Linked DNA regions of Homo sapiens: region 2 is linked to region 1. The links are chromatin contacts, found by Hi-C or POLR2A ChIA-PET in ENCODE. All regions are on one chromosome and are shown on one strand. Each heading gives the region's core, a stretch centred on a gene start or an enhancer-like site at or near the end of the contact. The rest is flanking DNA. Distances are from core to core; before and after follow the strand shown.

What was found. A loop is a pair of places that touch in the nucleus more often than their neighbours do. ChIA-PET counts read pairs that join two places held with the same protein, here RNA polymerase II (POLR2A). Pooled maps may share reads with other maps.
Region 2: a loop to region 1 is called in a pooled map, with 2.0 times the contacts of the local background. The contact joins two enhancer-like sites. A Hi-C loop is called at or near these places in 2 of 168 maps with a recorded cell type or tissue (PC-3 and endothelial cell of umbilical vein), 1 of 37 single-sample maps with no recorded cell type and 10 of 50 pooled maps. POLR2A ChIA-PET finds 5 or more read pairs at or near these places in 2 of 52 experiments (MCF 10A and PC-9).

Annotation. Positions count from the first base shown.
Region 1 is chr7:54,983,827-54,987,433 of GRCh38, forward strand. No RefSeq gene overlaps it. Among named protein-coding and RNA genes, the nearest start is that of EGFR, 33 kb to the right of the region's middle. RefSeq lists an enhancer at 1,282-2,481. Within about 2 kb of position 1,710, at least 3 of the 41 ENCODE cell types and tissues checked have a DNase peak (open chromatin) inside an H3K27ac peak, as active enhancers do; they include PC-3 and PC-9, where a contact is called at or near this core.
Region 2 is chr7:55,132,029-55,135,635 of GRCh38, forward strand. The region is part of intron 1 of EGFR (epidermal growth factor receptor); the gene reads left to right. Among named protein-coding and RNA genes, the nearest start is that of EGFR-AS1, 55 kb to the right of the region's middle. RefSeq lists enhancers at 1-98, 612-1,811, 752-1,751. Within about 2 kb of position 1,868, at least 25 of the 41 ENCODE cell types and tissues checked have a DNase peak (open chromatin) inside an H3K27ac peak, as active enhancers do; they include PC-3 and PC-9, where a contact is called at or near this core.

The DNA of each region.
Region 1 (3,607 bases), core at 460-2,959:
AATGTTTTATTTTTAATTTTATGGGTACATAGTAGGTGTATATATTCATGGGGTACATGCGACATTTTGACACAGGCATACAATGTGCAATAATCACATCAAGGTAAATGGGGTATCCATCACCACAAGCATTTCTCATGTCGTTGTGTTACAAACAAGCCAATTATACTCTTTTAGTCATTTAAAAATGTACAATAAATTATTGTTGACTGTAGTCACCCCATTATGGTATCAAATACTAGATCTTATTTAATTCCCTCTAACTACATATTTTTACCCATTAACCATCCCCACTTCTCTAACTTCCCTGCTACCCTTCCTAGCCTCTGGTAACCATCCTTCTATTCTCTATCTCTGTGACGTCAATTGTTTTCATTTTTAGCTCCCACAAATGAGTGTGAACATGTGAAGTTTGTCTTTCTGCACCTGGCTTATTTCATGTAACATAATGACCTCCAGTTCTATCCATGTTGATGCAAATGACAGGATCTCATTCTTTTTTATGGCTGAATAGTACCCCACTGTGTATATGTACCACATTTTCTTTATCCCTACCTCTGTCGACGGACATTTAGGTTGCTTCAAAATCTTGGCCATGGTGAACAGTGCTGCAATAAACATAGTAGTGCAGATATCTTTTTGATGCACTGATTTCCTTTCTATTGGGTATATACCCAGCAGTGGGATTGCTGGGTCATATGGCAGTTCTATTTTTAGTTCTTTGAGGAACCTCCAAACTGTTCCCTGTAGTGGTTGCACTAATTTACATTCCCACCAACAGCACACAAGGGTTCCCTTTTCCCCGCATCCTCACCAGCATTTGTTATTGCCTGTCTTTTGGATAAAAGCCATTTTAACTGGAGTGAGATGATATTTTATTGTAGTTTTGATTTGCATTTCTCTGATCAGTGATGTTGGGCAACTTTTCATATGCCTGTTTGCCATTTGTAGGTGTTCTTTTGAGAAATGTCTATTCAGATCTTTTGCCCATTTTTTCATCTGATTATTAGACTTTTTCCTATAGAGTTGTTGGAACTCCTTATATATTCTGGTTATTAATCCCTTGTCAGATGGGTAGTTTGCAAATATTTTCTCCCATTCTGTGGGTTGTCCCTTCACTTTATTGACTGTCTCCCCTGCTGTGCAGAAGCTTTTTTAACTCAATGGGATCCCCTCTTTACCATTTTCAAGAGTACAGTTGAGTGGTAATAACTATGTTCAGATTCTTTTTTCTCTCTCTCATCTCTCCCTCCCCATGTACCCTTCCCAGACTCTGATAACCACCAATCTACTCTCTATCTTCAGGTGATCCAGTTTTTTATCTGCATATATGAGTAAGAACATGTGATATTTGTTTTTCTGTGCCTGATTTATTTCACTTAACATCCAGTTACCGCAAATGATAGGATCCATATTGCTGCACATGACAGGATTTCATTCGTTTTCATGGCTGAATAATATTCCATTGTGTGTATACCACATTTGTTTTATCCTTTCATCCGTTCATGGACACTTAGATTGATTCCATATTCTTGCTGTTGTGAATAGTGCTGCAACCAAAATTATTGGACCATAATGATCATTTTATTTCAGCAATTTTCACAATGAGAATGGATAACAATGAATCATTTACTGGGTTTGTATGTGGGCAATTCAGGAAATGGTCAAAAATATTAAATGAGTTCTTCATGACTCACTCAGTCACAGTTGTCAGAGCCAGTCTTGGTGATTTCTTTTAGCTGATTGCAGCCACTCTCATCTTCGATGACTCTGCTTGGTGCAGAATATCACTTCTGCATCTGCTCATTTGTCCAAACATTCCATAAGGATTATCCAGCTCTGCGTCAACACTGCCTGGAGCAGGAGGACAGCGAGGTGAAGAGGGCCGAGCTCTCCTATTCAGATGGACCTTGTCATTTTGTTTTATTCCCCCTCCTTGAACCCTTCATAAACAATTCAAAGAAATGTACAAACCCATGTGACAAGCAGTGAAGCTCACCTGGCAGCCACTGCCTGTCTGGGGCCAAGACTCAAGTGTGGCTGAGCAGGACAGAGGGTTCCCAGTCAGGAGATGTCAGCCATAGGTTGAGCTGTAAGATGCCCTGAGGTCTTAGGGACAGTGAGTGTCCCCTGAAGACCACAACAGCACCACGAGATGCTAGGGAGAGCTGTGTCAAATGCTGTTCCTATGGACTCCAAGCCAAGAGGGTCTGCCAGAGGCTAAATGAATTGTTATTTCTTATGAAGAGAACAGGAAAAAGTAAACAGAAAATATTCAAAGCTATGAGAAGGCTTTTCTGGAATAAGGAAATATTTCACAATGCAGATTAACCCACAAGAAACACATTCTGGAGAACACACAACAAGGCACAGCCCGTGAAATTACTGTATCTCAAGGATGAAGAATCATGTAAGTATTCAGGGGGAAAAAAAGCGAGTTACATTTTGGGGAGGAAGTAGGGTTTCCTATAGTAACCAGAAATGCCAGAAGATAAATGAAACTGCCCACCAGAATTGTTACACAGTAAATTTCTCCTTCAGGTAGAAAGGCCACAGAAGTTCTCAAACACGTAAGAATCTAGAGAGATTATTGCATCAATAGTTTTTTTAAATAAGATTTTTAAACACAAAGCGCAACAAAAGTGCTTCATAAGATCCCTACACTAATCCAAACACAGCATTTATGGTACTGAGTATTCAATACATTTAAGTATATAACTATGGAAAGAAATAATTGTGGTGAATAGTGATTATAGAAAAGGATGTAACTGTGATTACCATGAGCACTTAATATAATACCAAACATTTGTAAGGACACAAAGAAATGGGATGGCTCACACATTGCGGGTGGGAATGTAAAATAGTCCACTGATCCTGGAGTGGGGCGGTTTCTAAAGACTAAACCTGCACATATCATACAACCCAGAAACTGTACTCACATGTGTCTATTCGGGGGGGGTCCCTGAAAATCACTCAAAAACCTGCACATGAGTGTACATAGATGCCTACTGGTGATACCTTAAAACTGGAAACAACCTAAATATCCTTCACCAGGTGACTGGTTAAACAAACAGTGACACATTCATGCCACAGAATAGTATTCGGCAATAAAAAGGAATGAAATATTGATACATGCAACAACATGGATGGATCTCGGGGGATTATGTGGAGTGAAAAAAGCCGGTATCAAAAGGTTAGTTACCTAATATGTGAATCCATGTATGTGATATTCTTGAAATGACAGAATTACAGGGATGGAGAACACATTCTTGGTGCCAAGGCTTGAAGAATCCTGGTGATAGAATTATTCTGCGTCTTGGTTTGTGGTGGTCACACAAATCTACACATGTGATAAAATTGCATGGAATTAAACACATACACATATAAGTACATATAAGGCTCATGAAATCTGAATAAGGTCAGTGGATTGCATCAAAGTTGATTTCCTGGTTGTGATTTTGTACTATATAATGTATATATGCAAGATGCTATCTTTGAAGGAAACTGGATGGAGGCTAAACAGAATCTCTGTACTATTTCATATATTTCTTTGTAGATGTGAATCTATAATTATCTCAAAATAAAAATTTTAAAATTAAATAACAAT
Region 2 (3,607 bases), core at 618-3,117, 150 kb after region 1:
TTTTTTTTTTTGAAAGAGGGGCTTTTATGCTTTTTTCCTAATGTTCATGGGTAAACCAATGTAAATGTGTGTATGTTTATAGAGATGGCTTTAAATCGCAATTCTGCAGTAGAGATTGATTTTTTAAAAAACATGGGTAAAAATTGAAGAAAAATTTTAAAAGAACATTTAAACCATCTTGGGCTAGGGGTGGATATGCACCACCCCACGGAAGCCAAACAAAATCTCTCTGCAGATAAACATTTGCAAAAAGAATTTCCAATCCCAATTTTTGAGTCAGAGATCTTTTATTTCCTTGCAAATTACATATCTGTTTCAGGATTTTTGACTATAAGAAGAATGAATGAAGATGTGTTTCTTACAGATAACTATGAACAAACCAGGAAGGATAATAACTTGTATCCCCCAATTCGAATCCAGAGGATGGGAAGGCATAAAAAAAAGAAATGGAAGAAACTTTATTTTTAGTGGTAAATGGTGGGACTATGTATTTTACGTATGGTGAAGTCACCAAGCCCAACACTTGGCACTTGTAGGCAAGGTAGTCTTCTAATCTGAATGTGAAGTATTATGTTTTCATTTGCTTGGTAATGAGGAATATTGGTGCTTTCGTCCCAGTTCTCGAGCTGACTGACTTCTCTTTCTGACGTGTGTTCCTTTAGCACACCTCTACACTGCATGGCTCTGAGATGTCCTGTGACTGTTTCATGTGTAAAGTTGCCTCCCCAAAGGACTCACATATTCCTTCAGGGCAGTGAGTACTTCTGATTCATCCTTAGCAGCTACCTTCGCGCTACTTTACTAGATATGTTGTAGTTGAATTAATGAACAAAAGAACAAGCAACTTTGGTGCCTGGTGTGCATCTCAGAGCAGGGTGGAGTGAGCCTGGCCAAAGGGTCATCATGCAACCTCTGTGGCTGACTCCATCTGGCCACGGAGCTTCTCAGCCATGCTTGGTATTCACATGACTTCTAGGGCGACAGCTCAACCAGCAAATAAACAGCTTCATATGGGAAATATTACTCAGCCTTTGTCATCAAGGAGTGAGTCACGGGCCTGAACTGAATAGAAGATAGAGGAGAAAAGGTGTGTGGACTGGGTGAGACAGCGCCCAGCGAGGTGAACTCCCGGCAGCCCTGCCTGTCTTTACCTGCACATCACCTTGCTAGGGTGCCTTCGGTTGTGAGGGCCTGTCTAGGAAGAGAAGAGTTGCACCCTGGCAGGCAGCACTGAGCTGTCTCATGCAAAGCTGAGGAAGAAAGAGTGAGCTGCCCAGTGAGCCTGCTGGGGTGGTGGAGGCTGGGCTGGGCTGTGCAGTCTGCAGCCCCCAGCAGCCCTTGGCACCTTTCTACTGCCTGGTGCTCACCAGCTCTCCAGTAACAAAGAGGGACGTGAAGTCAGAGGGGAAGGGAGGTAGCACAGGGCAGTCTTGACTTTGAACAAAGAGCTGGCTTCCTGAAGTCAGCTGGCCGGGTTTTGAAGCCGATTTTCCAGCAGTGATCTTTGATGCCAACCCCATTTAGGAATTCTGTATCTCCCCCTACCTTCTACCAGATGTCTCTGAGCTCACCTTTGGTGATAATCATGCAATCTCCGTCATCCCCACGTCCACACTGCCCCATTCTGTCCCACCCCGGGTTCTGTGGTGCTGTCGGCTCCCCAGCGAGCCAGGAAGGGAGAGGCCAGCTCTGCTGGGGCTCCTGCCGCCCTGGCTCTGCACTGCCCTTCTCTGGCAGGTCTGAGGCGCCACTGGAGGAGCCACACGGCCCTGAAGCAGCAAGGCAGATGCCCTGGACACAGTGGAGGCACAGAGTGCAAGCACCGGCCTGGCCCACAGACTTTTGGAGGGGAAGTGGTATTATTCAGTTCAAAAGTATGCCTGTGTGTAAAGAGAGAGCCCCTGAACATGAGTAAGCAAAAGTCTCAGCGCAGAGATTAGACAAGTAGAATGCTGGCCCGAGAGGAGGCGTTTACTCACCCTCTGTCTAGGAAGGAAAGCCAGGCCCAGCACGCTCACTGCTATCTATCCTCTCACACAGAGGGATTTTGAATCGAAGCCAGCATCCTGTCCTTTCTCCAATGTCCCCTGCTCAGGAGTCAGGACTCAGCAAGGCCCACCCCAGCCACACACAGATACAGTTCCAGGACTCAGAACTCAGCGAGGCCCACCCCAGCCACATGCAGGTCCAGTTCCAGGATTCAGGACACAGTGAGGCCCACCCGAGCCACATCCAGGTCCAGTTCCAGGACTCAGGATTCAGTGAGGCCCACCCCAGCCACACACAGGTCCAGTTCCAGGACTCAGGACTCAGCGAGGCCCACCCCAGCCACATGCAGGTCCAGTTCCAGGATTCAGGACACAGTGAGGCCCACCCCAGCCATATCCAGGTTCAGTTCCAGGTAAATCATCTGCCTTCCTCCGTCCAAAAGCCTTGTTTCCTGTGTGTCCTTGTGTTTAAAATGGAAACGTTATGAGAAACTGCCTGCCAGGGCAAAGGGTGCTGCCCGGCACACAGTAGGGACTCAAAATGAAACTATTGTATTGAATACATAACAGATCAACGGGTATTGCTTTCTGAAATCTTTTTTAGCCCAATTTTGTTTCTTATAGTCCAATAACAGGTCAAATTCATTTCTGATTTACTAGCCATTCAGTTGCCCATAAAAAATGGAAAGTGATTTAAGATTATTAGTTTAAAAACCAATGAAGGTAAAACAGTTATCATTGAAGGCACATAGGCAGAAATAGATTGCAATAGTTGCTGCCATGTGAAGCCTCAGTGTCATGCTCCATATTTAGAGAGATCTATGATTTCTGAGGCCCTTTCATGTCCATGATCTCAGTACTGCTCACAACTGCCCTGTGAAATTCGCCGAGCTGGCCCCATGTCAATCAGAGTACACTGAGCACTGAGACCCAGCATGTTGAGATAACTGGCTAGAGATCATCCCATAATGGTACCATCACAATCTTCACACTGTAGAAGTTTGATGATGTCACTGGAAGCATATTCCACAGTCCCTTGTGAACTGGCCTTCCTGTGATCAGAAGCATCAGTGAACTCCCAAGAGGGTGGGAACTCCCAAGAGGTATTCTCACTCTACTTAGTGTATATTTTACAAATCACAAGCTTGGCTTTGGATTCTTTTAATGGCTAGAAGGAGAATCATGGGGTTGGAAGTCCACCAGTTTGGGTATTCTGTTCCCTAACTCAAAATAAAGAGATGTTATTTTCAAGTCTTCTGCTTGTTAACTTAATTAGAGATACATGAGTTTGCAGCTGTGCTGGGCATGCCGCAGCTTGGCATGTTTAGTCCAGAAGGCATATTATAATGTACATGGAAGATTGTCAGAAATTCAAAAGGACTTTTTGAGTATCACATGTGTATTTTCAAGTTCCAATATAGATTCACATTCAGTTTGACAGGTATCTTTGGATGCCTATCAGTTAAGAACTATTTATTAGTTGTGGAATAAAATAGGGTAAAATAAGGAACAACTGAGGAAAAAACATAAAATTTGCTTTGTGAATAAAAGTTGTCTTCAAAATTATGACTTTTTCCATCCCACAAAAGTTTTGATTAAACCCACAATGAAAATTTAAA